2 separate regions of the Homo sapiens genome follow, and region 2 is linked to region 1. A link is a loop called in an ENCODE intact Hi-C map of the cell type or tissue named here. Cell type or tissue: IMR-90. All regions are shown on one strand. Each heading gives the region's core, and the rest is flanking DNA. Links, peaks and the distances in the headings are about the cores only.

Evidence for each region. Peaks named below come from ENCODE experiments on the same cell type or tissue, not always from the same donor. Only the 100,000 strongest peaks of a DNase experiment are listed, where the experiment ranks them.
Region 2: it touches region 1 in a loop (11-fold over the local background); 4 of 110 quality-filtered maps call a loop at or near these places.

Annotation. Positions count from the first base shown.
Region 1 is chr5:111,993,889-112,002,058 of GRCh38, forward strand. The region is part of intron 3 of NREP-AS1 (NREP antisense RNA 1); the gene reads left to right. Among named protein-coding and RNA genes, the nearest start is that of NREP-AS1, 85 kb to the left of the region's middle. RefSeq lists an enhancer at 3,614-4,813. In IMR-90, for the core only: no CTCF peak of the experiment used is centred there; DNase peaks (open chromatin) are centred at 3,633, 4,073 and 5,663; H3K27ac peaks cover 1,596 bases.
Region 2 is chr5:111,732,498-111,740,667 of GRCh38, forward strand. NREP (neuronal regeneration related protein) reads right to left here. Exons shown (of 4, transcript NM_004772.4): 3 at 2,933-3,010. STARD4-AS1 (STARD4 antisense RNA 1) reads left to right here. Exons shown (of 7, transcript NR_040093.1): 6 at 1-2,349; 7 at 5,807-7,229. Among named protein-coding and RNA genes, the nearest start is that of NREP, 21 kb to the right of the region's middle. In IMR-90, for the core only: no CTCF peak of the experiment used is centred there; DNase peaks (open chromatin) are centred at 1,704, 3,594 and 5,424; H3K27ac peaks cover 2,031 bases.

The DNA.
Region 1 (8,170 bases), core at 1,199-6,198:
GGGTTTCACCACTATTTTACTCATATCACCATTAAAGTGTTTATTTCATCCTACTTTGCATTACGGTTAGCCTACAAATTTTCTCCTCAAATAGACTGTAAACTATTTGATGCCAAGCTTTGTGATATGGATGTAAAGTAGAAACTTGAGTTGTGCATTTATTTAATATCAATGCACCTATGTGCCCAGGATTTGGTTATATCTTAGGGAAGGTATATAAACTCCAAAAGAGTGTAGAAACTAGGAAGGGGATACAATATGTTTAAAAAATAGTAACGTAAAGCAGAATATAATTTGTTTCTTAAAAAGCCAAAATTGACAAATGGGATCTAATTAAACTAAAGAGCTTCTGCACAGCAAAAGAAACTATCATCAGAGTGAACAGGCAAACTACAGAATGGGAGAAAAGTTTTGCAATCTATCCATCTGACAAAGGGATAATCTCCGGAATCTACAAAGAACTTAAAAAAATTTACAAGAAAAAAACAACATCATCAGAAAGTGGGTGAAGGATATGAACAGACACTTCTCAAAAGAAGACATTTATGTGGCCAAAAAACATATGAATAAAAGCTCATCATCACTCATCATTAGAGAAATGGAAATCAAAACCACAATGAGATACCATCTCACACCAGTTAGAAAGGCGATCATTAAAAAGTCAGGAAACAACAGATGCTGGAGAGGATATGGAGAAACAGGAATGCTTTTACACTGTTGGTGGGAGTGTAAATTAGTTCAACCATTGTGGAAGAGACAGTATGGTGATCTAGATCAAGGATCTAGAACCAGAAATACCATTTGACCCAGCAATCCCATTACTGGCTATATACCCAAAGGATTATAAATCCATCTACTATAAGACACATGCACACATATGTTTATTGCGGCACTGTTCACAATAGCAAAGACTTGGAACAAACCCAAATGCCCATCAATGATAGACTGGATAAAGAAAATGTGGCTCATATACACTGTGAAATACTATGCAGCCATAGAAAAGGATGAGTTCATGTCCTTTGCAGGGACATGGATGAAGCTGGAAACCATCATTTTCACCAAACTAACACAAGAACAGAAAACCAAACAACATATGTTCTCACTCATAAGTGGGAGCTGAACAATGAGAACACATGGACACAGGGAGGGGAACATCACACACCACGGCCTCTCGGGGTGTGGGGGGCTAGGGGAGGGATAGCATTAGGAGAACTACCTAATGTAGATGACGGGTTAATGACTGAAGCAAACCACCATGGCACATGTATACCTATGTAACAAACCTGCACCTTCTGCACATGTAGCTCAGAACTTAGAGTATAATAATAATTTTTAAAAAATTAGCCATATGTGGCAGTTCACATTTGTAATCCCAGCTACTCAGGAGAAGACTGAGGCACAATCATCACTTGAACCTGGGAAGTGGAGGTTGCAGTGAGCCGAGATGGCACCACTGCACTCCAGCCAGGACCACAGAGCAAGACTGTCTCAAATTTAAAAAAAAAAATTATTGATATATGATAAGAAATAAAACCAATTTTTCACCGTACAGAGTAAAAAAGAATAATGCAAACAAAAAGCCACATTTTCTCTATATGCCTCTAAAATGTGACTCTGTGTCTAACTTTATTTCATTTGAGGTTCTCCAGAAACATTTTCCCACAATTAAAAAAAAATGAAAACAAAAAGCAAAAAGCCAGGTTTGCAAAAACTGTGGCAAAGTCTACTTTAAACTTTTATTTTGCACTTATTTTTATTTAAAATAAACTGTAGTGTAAACTTGCTATTTTATCAAAATAATTAAACATAATGGAATATTAAAAACTATTTCTACACAGTAAGGACTCTAACAATAAAAGAAACCAAAAAGAACGTGGTAGTATAGTTTTTAAAATGCATAATATTTATGCAAACCTCAAATCCACTTCTGATAAATGTATGCAGATGTAAAAGGTGAGTAGCACATCAACAGTACTGCCAGTTCCGGACACTTTTCAAACACAAGGTCTCAAATGACAACACTCCCAAGAATGAGGTCATGGTGACCGTTCATTACTTCTAAGATGTGACCAAACTATCTGTAGTAGCTTTTAACAATAAAAATATAATCAGAATTCTTAGAACAAATATATAGGATGCAATAAAAAATTTATCCCTCAGTGATGTGTCAATGAATGTGTTGATCTCACTTGAATTTTATGCGAAAGACTTGACATCTCCTGCCTTTTTTTGGTAATTTACATAAGTTATCCTCTAAATCAAGATAAAGTAAATGTCACCTTTCTCTAATAGAATCAGTATTCTATTTCTACAGTGTAGTTATGGTACTCAATGTGTCTTCAATTTAACGAAAAGGAAAGAGGAATATATGTCATACTGACTTCCTAAAGTGTTTAAAATAAATATCACAAACATGTAAAGGCTAAAGTAGGATTACTGGGACCTCTTCTCCCCTGGACACACAATTATTAGGATTTGATGACTAGGACTGTATTTGGGGTTCTTATATAAACTAGGTTTTTATTGTTTCATTTTATTTCATCGGGTCAAGCAAATATTCTTTAACTGTAAAAGAAATTTAGAAATATACAGGTCATGACTTTTATTATCTTCTAAAATTATAGCTAGTATCTCAACTATATCTTTGGATAGGCCTTTAATCAATTTTTAATCACATTCTCTACAAGTACCAGGCACCGCAATCAAAATTTCCTTCTAACTTATTGGACCTGAAAGGAGCATAATCTTTTGGAAATTCCAACACACTCAGTTGAACACACAGATTTCCTCGAAGCCAAATTTTATTTTAGCACTCTTCTTTTCTGATTAGAAAATGAAAATGAAACATATTTAACCATTGTGTGTATCAAAGAAATTGAATGACTGTACCTCCAAAGGGAAGCTCTGCTGGCTGGACAATACCCACATAAACTAATGCTAGTGAGGTTCAGTGTAGCCAAAAGGGGAATTGCTTCTTATAAAAGTGATTTTTTTAATGTTTAATTTTTTTTTCAGTTTTTCCTTTTCCTTTAAGATTGAAGACAGTCTGAAAGAGTGTTATGAGGCTGAAAGAGTGTTATGAGGCTAAACAAAGGAACAAAGGAACACACTGGAGAGAAGAATCAGGGTGAAAAAAGAGCCATGGCAGGGAAATGCCATGAAAGTTTCTGATGAATCTATTTTATTGTATTAAAGTGTAATCAGAAAATAAATTCAAACAGGAAAGAAAGGAGAGAGCCTTCAAAAGTCTGCCATTGTTTCAAAAGCAGACCAAAAGAAAAGTAACACTAAATTAATGCTTCTCATCTGATTAGTGTTTGGAAATTACATTCCACTTTCACCTACATACTTTTTCTTTCCTAATACTTCAAAAAGGTAAAAAAGTTAGTTTCACACCACCTACCACTGCAGCGTTCAACTATAGGCATGGCATACCTTCTCTTCACGTCTCTCTGCAGAGAATCTGCCTTCTCTGTCTTTAAACATGCAAAGAGTAGTGGATTCAATCATCCATGGTGTGAAGAAAGTCTGCTAAGACTGCATGGATCCGACAAGATGGTGGATAGTTGACTTCCTGAGCATAACTAACCCTGCTGGTCAGAGCTTACGTCATGTACTGTATTGTAGACGCTGCACCTTTACTTCATATAACTTCTGATTATGCAATCGGTGTAAGATATTCCCTTAATGACACATTTGACAGGATTAAAGGGCACTCTGGGGGTTTCTCTACAAATAAGATAAATCTGTAAAATGTTATTGGCAAAATCTTTCTAATTAAATCCACATGAATGGGACAGCTGCAACTTTACTGCAAAACTCTTAGTGAACCCTTAGTTCTATTTGTGAAATTTAAGCCTTCAAACAATGATTGGGGAGTCAGAAATGAAAGATAACGGCTACCAATAGAGTTGGATTTGCAAAAATATTTTACATCTTTTTATAGTTTGTCATCTAAGACATGTTTAGTCTAAAAGCAGAAGCCATGAATATAATTTCTGTGGCCTGGGTGCTGGCCATATGAGACTCATATGGCCTCAGACAGAACACACTGAGTCAGCCTTGTGGTCTAGCGTGAGGAGCTCATATCCATGGAATGGAGCCCCACGTGCACCAAACAGCTAATGGAATTGAGTCATCAGTGTCTGTGGGCTAAGTCACTTGTTTCCAAACCAAGGAGCTCTTTAGAATACAGATTCCCAGACCACACCCTGGATCTAATACACCTACATCTCTGAGAGTAGGGCCCATGGATGTGTACTTTTCAAAGGCTTCACAGGTGATTAAGATAATCAGTCAAGTTTGAACCAGAGGACCAAATTAAAATTAATCTACGTGGGCATGAAGAGTGGGAGTAAGGTCTTCCATCTGCTCACAGACAAAAAAAAAAAGCCTCTAGAAGTCTGATTATTCACTTATTTCTCACCTACATGTTAGTGAGTTTGACTGATTAAATGATTTATTTTCTCTCTAAAAGCTCTAAAAATTTTCTTTTAATCTTGAGGTTGGAAATTTCAGTAGGATGTAGACACATAAGTGCACCCTTTTAATCTGAAGACTCAAATCTTCAGCTCAAGGGAAATTCCTCTGTTACCTCCTTTTCATCTTTTCCATTTACTATGTTCATGTTCTCTTTTCTGGAACTCCTGTTAAGTGTTTTTTAATTAATTATTTTCCTTGCATTAGATTTTTTTCTACTTTGCCAATCTATAACCACTGTTGTCTTCTCTAATTACTCATCTTCCTAAGAGCCTTATCTTTCTCCTCCTTCTCCTCTCCCTCCTTTTTCTTCTTTCCTTTTAATAGATAATCACCACTTGATTCTCTCTAAAGATCTGTAAAAAGTGTCTTTGGTTAAGTTTTCATCTGTTCCTTGAATTATTTATTTTATAACCTTGGATCAGTGGCTCTGTTAGTTCATCCTTGTCCTCCTATTGGTTTTCATCAATCCTCTGTGGTGATATAGGTCTGATGTTCCACCAGGTCTCAACTGTGAGTGAAAAGGCTACTTTTAGGTTCTATGTAAATATTTAAGGTGGGTCTACTGGACAGTGTCTGTTAAGTTTCCTGAGGCATGGACTGGCAGGTAGGCAAGGAGCTCATGCCCTCTCCTGACTGCCAGCCTAGGAAGGTGATGAGTTCAGCAGAGAAGCACTTCAAGGTTTAACCTCCTGACAGCAGAGTGCTCCTTTTTTTTTCCTGGCTTCATGCCCGTGGGCATCTCAAGTCAGTCCACAATCTGATCTTCTTCTTGCTCAGACCCGAAAGAGATTAATTTTGATAATACTTTTCAGACTTAGCCTGACATTGAGTTCTATTTGTGCTTGCCATTTAGTATAGTGGCGTAAATGATAGGACAGAACAGTTGTACTGTTCAGATTTTAGCTCCTGTTTAATTACTGTGATGGCTGTCACTTGATCTCCTTCTCTACATTAGGTCACTCTCAGCTTGGGGATTCTCAGGATTGTGTCCTTTCTAACTTGCAAAAATTCTCACAATTTTCTACCGGCTGATGACATTCTTTCTCTCTTGCCAACACTATTCTGAATTTCTCTCTCTTTCTCTCTCTCTCTCTCTCTGTGTGTGTGTGTGTGTGTGTGTGTGTAATCTTTTTTAGGTCACATAAGGAATTTAGGGCAGGAGGAGAGCTAGATGTGTGTTCAGTTCAATCTCCTCCTACAATACCCTCTCTTAGATTACTCCCATATTAAACCACTGACACATTTAACCACAAAAATACAATAACACAAACATTAAACCACATCATTCCTATAAGAAACAAGTTTTTTAAAAGCCATAAAGCTCCTAAGCTAATGATATTTGTTTCTTCATGAAAGCATAAATAGATGAATTACTTTTTATTTGACCATTCTTTTTTATTTTCTTTGTCAGCAAAAGCAGTTTTATCTGACCAGATGCCTTTTTTTGTAGAGGAATATCACTAGAATTGATCAATTAAACCATTTGGCTATATATAAAAGTTTCTATCATTTTCAAAATATTTTCAGAGTAACCTAAAGCAAATCTATCATTGTAACCTACTGTGTCATATAAATGTATAATACAAATGATGCTTACAGCAGATTGTAAAATATCTACATTAATCCTCAGTCCCTTTGATAGTTATAAACCATCTGCAGTTGCTAGTTACACAAAGAAACCATCTCATGCCAAAGCAGAACCACCAGCAAGGGTTACAAATTTATCTTAATCTGTATGCATACTTGCCTTGGAGATTGAATTTTGAAATCATATTATTTGCTATTTGTAAATGTCATTTAGTCACTATCTCCCAAACACCCAGAGTGAAGAGTAAGGAATCACTCATAAGTCACAAACTAATTCTATGTGTTCACTGCGACATTAATCTTAAATATACATATAATCCAATTGGAATGTAAGTTCAAAACTAAGGGCTTCAGAGTATCCTTACCCTATTTCCAATTTACCTGCCAAGGGCAAACTGGGCATGACACTTGACCTGTGACACAAATTTGCCTATCTTGCACTCATACATTCAGTTTGGTCTTGAGGTAATGAGACAGTATTCTACATAGATAAAAGTATGAAAGGAGAAAAATAAATTTTTATAGCGAAGAGTAAGTTGTCCAGATGCCTAAAACAACAAACTATATAATTAACCTGTGGGCCACAGGCCATGAAAGCAAGTTAAATGCATATCTAAAAATCAGGAGATGGGAATACAGCTGTTAATAATGCCAAAAAGTATGATTAGTCTTTTCTTTGTTAATTTATAGACATTTTAAAAATCAGTTATATATTAGGTCCCTTGAAATTATGAATTAATAACAAACCATCATTAAAGTAGAAAAAAATCATGAAGAAATCCAGGCATATGCGGGTGGAAGATCCTACAGTATACATGCAATGTAGGCCCCTGACAGAGAGCCAGCAATTGGATAATGTTAAAATGATACATAGGCCATAAGCAAAACAATACATTTTATATATATTAAATATATAAATACATATATTATATATTTATATATAATTTTTAAAAATATATAGCATATATATTTGATATATACTATATAGTCTATATAATATATATTTAATATTTATATTATATACATTTTTAAAAAAATTTAAAATATTTTCCAGTGAAGACACAAAACTCATGTCATGTTGAGTTCAGGGAGAGAAACAAATAATAACCTTTTATTTAGTGTGTAGAGATTATTTTTCAAATCTGAAGTGGTATGAGGATTTCAAGCAGGGAAATCTGAGGAATAAAGCATCCATGCAGTATAAATTTGCTAGGACCTCCACAAAAAAGAAACACTGGGTGACTTAAACAACAGGCATTTATTTTCTCACATTTCCAAAGGCTAGAAGTCCAAGGCCAAGATGTAAACAGCATTGCTTTCTTCTGAAGGGCTGTGAGGGGAGTGTCTGTTGCAGGCACCTCTGCTGGGCTCCTAGGTGGCTGTCTTCTTCCTGTGCCTTCACATCATCTTCTCTCTGTGTCAGTGTCCAAATTTCCTCTTCTTATAAGGACATCAGTCATGTTGGATTAGACTGGCCCTAATGACCTCATTTTAACTTAGTTGTCTTTGTAAATACCCTGTCTCGAAATATGGTCACATTCTGAGGTACTGGGAGTTCGGACTTCAACATATGGATTTTTGAGGGAACATAATTCAGCCCATATATACATGCTATGTATTTTTGCTAAGATGTTTTTTGGAGTCTTTGTTTTAGTTTGTTTAAAGAGCTACAGTGAATGGAGGAGTAAAGCCTTTCCACTTAATTCAGAATATGTAAGTTCACCAGAACCCACATAACTGAATTAAATGTCAAGCAAGAGCCCAAAGTAGATGAAGGAAGAAATTCTACATATTCTTTACTAGAAAAGAAGCAGTGACAATTTGAAGGAGACACCTTGATCCATACATTTGGCCCTTACTACCTCATAGTAACAATAATACTATCCAAAGATAGAGATTCATCAACAAATTAGAGAAACACTTTTAATTGCAAAGTGAACAGATAAATTTAGGATTCTTTATGTTAAAATCAGAGTCAATTACGTATGAAACTTCTTTACTGGAAAACACGATAAAGTATTGTGATTATAATGATATGGGATATCAAATCAATGATATTGTTTATTCTCAATTTTTCAGTTTTCTGATATCTATATAGGCT
Region 2 (8,170 bases), core at 1,669-6,668, 260 kb before region 1:
AATACCAATGGGACCAAACCAGAAAATTAAATAAAAATATAATTCACCACTCACACACCCTTAAGGGTCTAGATTCAATTTCCAAAAGCATAATATTGGGTAGTTACTTGCAGTTGTGAAAATAATTTCAATCTTGGAATCTTGGTACACAGTCCCAAAATTTAAAAAAAAAAAAAAAAAAAGGAAATCCACTGTAATCCCAGTGTCTTTAAAATAATGCTGCCAGCCCGACCCCACCTCACCCCACAGTCAACCAGTTACCATGGTTCAGGATAGGACAAACTTAGGTTTTGGACAAATGAAGAGTTCAATGGCTGTTAATTGTCACAGGCAAGAAAAGAAGGAAAACCAAAAGTTGATAAATGTTAACTCAACAATTATAGTCTTTACACAGCTTGCCTTAAAACTGCTCCAGTTCAGACTTACTCTGTTCAAAAGTGAATATACAGAACGTTAGTGTATCTCTCTATTTAAATCTCAGTCTCAGTACTAATCTTCTACCTCCATGAAACATACACAACAAAACAAAAGGAAGAGCTAGGGATTTGGGAAGAGGCACTTCCAGAAAAAAAGAAAGTGACGATTATTTCAGATTTGAATTTACCATTTTTACCATTTTTTCTGTTTCAAGGTCCCAGATAATATACATTTCTTCATTAATTATTCATTTTCTGAGTGCCTACTATGGCTGGAGTACTCTATTCGATTTCAAGCTTAGAGAGAGATTGAAACAGAAACAGTAACAGTCCCTGCCCATCTCACCCTTCATTAACTTGCTGTGTGGAAGACAAGCATACAGACTGGACCCTCATGAGGCAATGGTAGTAGGGCCCACAGGGAGGTGTGCTACTGAAGCACCCTGAGGGCCTGGAGCCCACCATGCCCGTGGAGAGAGGTGCTCCTGAGGAGACAGAGTTCTGTGCGTTCTCCCTATGGAGTCCTGCATTTACTAGATTTCAATCCTCTTCCCCTGACTGATTTCAATCCACACACCCTCCCACTATTTTTTTTTTTTTTAAATAATAATAGGCTTTCTGCCCCAACTAAAGGAATTTTAGGCTTCTGCAACAAGTGGAGGAGGCATTTTGAAGATGGGACACAAAGAAGTCTTCTTTCTCCAGATCCAGAAGTCAGGCCTTGTAAGAATTCAAGCCAAAAAAAGTTCATCCATGGGAAAAACGGTTCTTCTATCATCCAGCACGTATTTGTGCCAACAGAGCTGAGGGACTTGAGTAATTCAAGAGGCTAGGGGTTGGGGGGCAGATGTGTCCAGTGGCTCCCACAGCCCCGCCGTCCTGAAAGTCACGCCAGTTAATGTGCCTCGGGGTGGATCAGCCCTCCCGACAGATGACTACTAGGAAATTAATCCCCAGTTAATAATGTGCTTTGGACCAAGTAAGTCAAGATTATTTTTCCTACAATTATACAAAGATATGCTTTTCCAGAAGGGAACTTCTGGAAAAAGAACAAATAACACTATGCTTAAAATATTATTCACATATTTAGAGAAGAAAGAACTTAAAATAGCAGAAGACCTGAATACCATGATCCACGGTGCCCACCCCTGGGAGCATGTCTTTGTGTGAGACAAGACCTAGCACAGCAGGGCTGGCTTTCTAAGGGTACGGTGAGGCACCACTGAACTCATCAAGGAACTATGCCTAGTCTTGCCCCTCTGGTTTATGTCACCAGTATCAAAGAGAGAGGACCTCTGGATGCCTGAATGAGGCAAGAACTAATGTGAAGGCCTCAGCTGCCTTAAGAGAATTATGCCCTGATCTGGCACAGTGACGAATGTCTGTGGTTATACTGCTCGTGCCGCTGGTGTGCTGCTGGTGAGGTGGTGGGGTGTGGGTGTCTTTTAAGGAAAGCGCTACTATTTTAGCTCTCTTCCACTCCAGCTCTACAAATCAGTGCAAGTCTAGTTCAGGCAGGGTCAAACCATTTTGTTCACCTACTTTCCTGCCAGTGATTTCAACCTTGACCTTCAAAAATGCTCTGCAAGATTAAAAGTGATTTAAGATTGTTTTCTTTCAGTGCAAACTGCCAGTTGATACAACCTCTTCAGTTTCTGCCTGCCAGTATAAGATAGGGAATTGTTGATACTATTTAGTGTAAATAAAATAATTTCTTAAACATTGAAATACCAGTAACAGCTGGGGGAGGACTCACCGTTAGTCAATTACACTTATGAAACTTTCAAATAGAAATTTTATTTTCAGTGGATTCTGTTTTTCTTTCTTAACTGCAAAATCAGCAAGTCATTGGTTAAAAAGTATACTCTCCCCGCTTGAAGTCAAACAAGTATTCACCCTAAGAGGCAAAGTCCAGTATCTACAGTAAAAACTGGTAAGTAGTTGTTATTGTTTGTTTCAGAAATTATGCTAAAATCTAAAATATAAATTTTACAAATTTTCTTGAGGCAGAGAACTGCCACACCTAAGATGTCAGAACAATGAAACCACGTTTATAAAAAATGGTTTTTAGGCTCAAAAATTAGAAGAAAGAAATGTAACAGTTTTTTTGTTCCTCCCTTTTGCTTCATGGATAATCTTATCAGACCTTCAGACTTCATTAGCAGACAATTAATAGTCATCATACTTTTAAGAAATCTTTTAGTTTGATCATTGTATTTGAGTTTGTCTAACCAGAAATGGAACAGACTTAAAACCTGTAAACTGTACTTTGATAAACTGATTCCATGTTTTAAATGAAAATTTTTCATTTATGAAGGAAGATAATGTGAACTTTAAGTCATAGGACTTTAGGATATTTTTTAAAAGTACATTATTTCCAAGGTCATCATAGTATCAGATTAATGGATTGTTATAGCAGCCTATAATGGGTATTCAAATGAAAAAGCTCTGATATTTTAAAACAATTGTTTCTATATTGAAAATAGTGTTAACAATATGGCATCTAAGGATCTTACCTTAGGAAGCCTTCCCTCCATGTCCTTGTTTGGAAATGGTTCTTGACTGACCCAGACAAAGAGTTCTGGGTAATAAACCTATAGAGACACAAAAGCATACACATTCAGATTAAAAACAGGATCCACTCTGAAACTACACGGGATAACCTTAATGAGCTCAATTCTCCTCAATGGTTACTTATTCCCGACTACCACTTAGAGCACTGGGGAAACCATTAACTCTTTCAAACTGTTAGTGTGCTTCTGAACACGCACTGCACTCAGGAGAGTTTCAGCTCGATGTCTTCCAAGATTAAGTCCAATAAAGCAGAGATATCAATCAATGTTATTTTTAGCAGGCAAAGTAGCAGCTTCATGGTATGTCTGGCTGAGTGCACTAAGTCATCGGGGAGGTCTAACTTTCAAAGGATTCTATAAGTATCCTTGCAAAACTCCATCAAACACTGTTAAGGGTTATTCTGATCATTTATTAGAAGGCCAAAGATTATGAATAAAATAAAAGAGGAAAGAAAGCAGCAGCCCAGATTCTCTCCAAGTCCATGTGGCCAGTGACAACACATTCTGCCCAGCTGCCTGAAACAGCCAAGTGTCTGAGGGAGGGGCGGGAGATAGGTGTCATCACCATGAATGATTCAGAGAATACTAGCTGATGAATTCGGTGGTGGGAGGGGGTGGAGCGAGGGAGTGGAACTGAGTAACTCTTCTTTAAATATACAAAGGATGATTAGCATAAGGTTGCCGACCAGCTGTTCTCCATCTTCAAGTAATGACAGGAGAGGGGAAAGGCCTTAAAATTACAACTAAGATTTGGGTCAGCTCTAAGGAAGAACTCAGCATAAGAATTGTCAAATTACTAAAAGAAATTAGAGAAAAACTGTGAAATCTTCTTTAAAAAATTTAGAAACAGAATCCAACAACCATCTGTCAGGGCTAATTCACATTTAATATAGTTCTGATTGAAAGCAGAGTGAAATTAGGTAAGATTCCCTCCAGATCAGATTCTCCAAATTCTGCAATAAATAAGCCTCACATTTAATAAACAACAATTAAGAGTCACACCTCATTAACAGATTAACAAACAGACTTAGATGTGTGTTTACATTTTGGTTTTGGAAGCCGTAATTGAGGTAACCTAATCATTGAGTTGACTGTAATGCTTGGTATACCCCGATCAATCCATTTTGTCAGGGAATCTAGGGTAGGAAATGTAGATGGCTAAGTGTGTTCACTCTTCGGAATAATTGAACAGTAACTAACTATCTTTGCTCTACACCAGTGACATTTGTAGCACATCCTAGCTTACAAAGCAATTTTGCATACATTACTTAATTTGTCCTGATGATAAGCCAATAATATTGGTCTTATCATTAAACAAATGAAGAAATTGAAACTCAAAAAGGTCGACTTGCCCCAAGTCACACAGGTAGTGTAGGGTAGGACTGAAACTCACACTAGGTTTCCAGATTCTAAACTTCAGTTCCTTCCACTATCCTGCTGCCCTCGCATTATCCCAGAATGCAAATCGCCTACCACCACTCCCTCAAAATTATACCAGTCCACAGCCGCCACCCACGTTTGGGTCTTAAAGAGAGCTCATTCTGCAAGAGCTAGAACTATTTTCTTTTTGGACTGGGTCTGTTTTCTGAGCCATGTGGTTCCCCTCACCCCAACCACCTTACTTTTCCACATATTCCTCTCCTGTGCCCAGCTCCTTCAGAAAGTAATCCACCATCTGCCTTGTTTGGGACAAGCAGCCACTTCTGACATTTCCTTTATCCAGGAATGGGTGAAGAAAACAAAATAATCTCAAATACACAAGCTTTTTTCAGACTTATAACAAAGTCACAGCACACAAAAGCCCAGTTTGGGCTCAACTTTAGGGGACCCCAAGTTTGAATCTACTGTTAAATTCACTTCATATAAATGGATATAAAGTGATTACATTTCTATATTACCACTTTAAAAATCATATTTCAAGTACAGTCTTAAAATATTAGTGAGAAATTAAGTTCTGTTGGAAACCAAAAACGTTGATAAAAGTACATGTAAAAACTTTGTAGGCACAGGAAGCAAAGAAAAGCAAGGTCAGGTAAGTATTGTCATTCTTGCGTTCTTGTGCTTTTCTGGGATATTCCATTTTAACGAAATGACACTGCTTTAACATTTAACTTCTAAGCATCATTACTAAAACCACCAAAGTCTAATTTGTAGGGGAAAATAGCTTGCCTTTCAGAAATTATTACACCTATTCTAACAATCTGTTGTTCTAAGAACTCTCCATTTGCTAAAAAAAAAAAAAACAAAAACAAAAACAAAAAAAAAGCCAATGACTTTTGCCAAAGAACTTGGGAACATGAATATCTGACAGCAAAACACACATGACTAAGGAAACTTTCTCCCTTACTTCATATTTGTTACACTGACCAAGGCTTTTTTTTTCACTATTAGGCATTTTTAGCACATTAGGCATTTTTTAGTATTTGAATCATCAAGTAATCATTGTATACTTTTAGAAAAATGAACGTTGCTTTGGCCTTCTGGTAGTTTTCCAATCTCCTTCAAAGTCAGAACCTTAAGCCAAAAATGGCAGGGACAGAGGAGTCTCAGTTACATTCTTAAAACCTGCTTGGCTGGTATCTAAGAACTCAGCATATCCCTAGACATAGTACCTAAAGGAGATATTTAAACTTTTCATTTTTTTAAGCACAGCTAGTTTTAAGAAACCGTGGTAAATTACTGGAAACAAATATGATCTATCTGCATTACAGCATTGTTCTTTCTTATACCTGCAGTATTTTGAGACTCTAAAGTGAAGAGCTTAAGAGAAAAGATCTATTGACAATCATTAATTACCTTTGCTCTCAAATGATTCAGACCTGACCTTTGGTATTCCGCAAGGGCCTGAACTTCCATTCCATTCCCAGTGCTGGATGTGGAGAATGGGTGATCCCAAGCAACAATCATTTGCCTTTCTGTCAAAAGCTGTCTCGGTTTAAATGTACTGTATTTTCTTTGCCTCTTCTTCTCATCGGAACATGTTCTAGTCTACTCGCCAGGTGCTACTTCTGGCAGTCAGAAATAGTGCCACTTTTCAACTTCAAGTTTCTTACCAACCTTTTTTGCATTCATGCAGCAAGAGTTCATGAAATAGCTGCAAAGTGCTGGACACTGTTAGGTTGTGGGAATTGCAAGAGAAACAGAGTTTCTGCCTTCTAGATGCTCACGTCTGGGGGTGGGGCAGGTACAGCAGGGGTGATCAATCCACAAAAATTTACTTTTAAAAATGTGTTATGGGCTGACTTGTATCACCTCAAAATTCATATGGGGAAGTCCTAACCACCAATACCTCAGAATGTGATTGTATTTGGAAACAGGATCTTTGCAGAGGCAATTAAGTTAAAATAAGGACATCATCAGGGTGGGCCCTAATCTCAAGTGACCCATGTCCTTCTAAGAAGAGATTAGGACACAGATACACAGAGGAAAGACCATATGAAGACACAGGGAGAAGACAGCCATCTACAAGCCCAGAAGGGAGGCCTCAGAAGAAACCAACCCTGCCAACATCTTGATCTCAGACTTCCAGCGTCCAGATTGTTAGAAAATAAATTTCTGTTGTGTAAGCTGCCCAGTCTGTGGCACTTTGTTATGGCAGCCCTCGCAAACTAAACACAGTGTGCTTTTTAAGGGCAACAACAAAAAAGAAATATATAGGTTAAGTCAAATGTAATAGCTGCTGGAACATCTATCAACAGACTAAACAACAAACAAAACCAACATTTAGCATAATATCCAGTAGTGCTGTCAACAAAGGAAATGGGGGTGGCAGTGAGCACATCTGGGAGGGCATTTGATGGCTGTCAGAATCAGCCAAGGAAGATGATAGAAGGGTGAGGGATAAGTGCAGAATAAGCTCCATGCAGGCAAGTGGCCCTGTAGCCAGGTCTCCCTGCAGCTCCTAGGGGCCACAGCAGTAACAAGACCCACATGAACCCATGAGTTTCTGTGCCCTCAGTTTTCTAACTAGTTCAGAATATTAGGAACTGACAATGACCCTATCACTGAAGCTTTTGAGTGCTGATAATATGAGGGTCAGAAAACTGGTAAGCTGATCCATCTATCTAGAGTCCATCTGTGCTTGCTGAACTGTAAAGCTGCCCATTCTTCTTGGTGCTCATCAACTGACACTCCAAACATGGACACGTGGCTGATACTGCATTCCATTCATTCATTGTCTGAATTCAAGTTTGTGTTTTTCATGAAGGCCAATTAAATTAACTTTCTTTTTGACACTTCATTGAATTCTCTATTGTTGTTTCGGTGGTTTGCATCTAGAAAATTTAAGCGTTCTGGGTATGGGAATACCTCAAAACTGTTGTTTCATTAAACAAACCAAAGTTTGCATTAATCTTCACAAAAAGTATGTCTTCTTTTAAAACTGCTTTTTCCATGTATACAATAAACAATTGTTTTTGCCCAAATAAAATCCTCAAAACCCTCTAGAATACTATTCTTCCAGAAGTCTATTAGAAAATCAGAAAAGCAAATCGTACCTTCAACAATTGAGAAAACAAAAATGCTAGTTAAAAAAAAAAAAGTAGAGGGAAGGAAAATTTTGTTACTTTAATTTGGAGAATATGCAACAGTTTTGTTTGAATTCTGGGGAAGTTTGAGTGTTTATACTTGTCACTGAATATATTGGTTAATGCATCTTTTTCTATGATGCTATATTTATCTCACTGACAATTAGGTTGAAAAACAACAGAACGTCATAAAGAACCACACTGGTTTAAAATATACTAATCATGACTTGTATTTAGATATCCTTGATCAATTCTTAGGAAATACCAATTTTATGCTTTTGGGTATAATTAATATACTTAAACCCACTATATATTTAAATATTACTTATAGTGAAAATGTGCTATTTCGTACTGATTCTCTTGAATGTATTGATAGTTGGGTAAGTTTCAATATTCTATCACAGCATACAAATTGGAAATAAAATACTCAGGGTTTTGTCCCTCCCTTCCTTCTTTCCTTTCTTTTGAGGCTTGTTTTACTCTTTGGACAGTGCATCATGAAAAATAACTGCATTTTTAAAGTCTATAAAGTAATTAGCTCACCGGTAATTATTGCTTAGTATAAACTATTATTAATAGCTGACAACTAGTGCTCCAAATGAGAAAAATGAAATGTGGGAAAATTCAGAGACCAGTCCCCCAAGGTCCTAAAAAA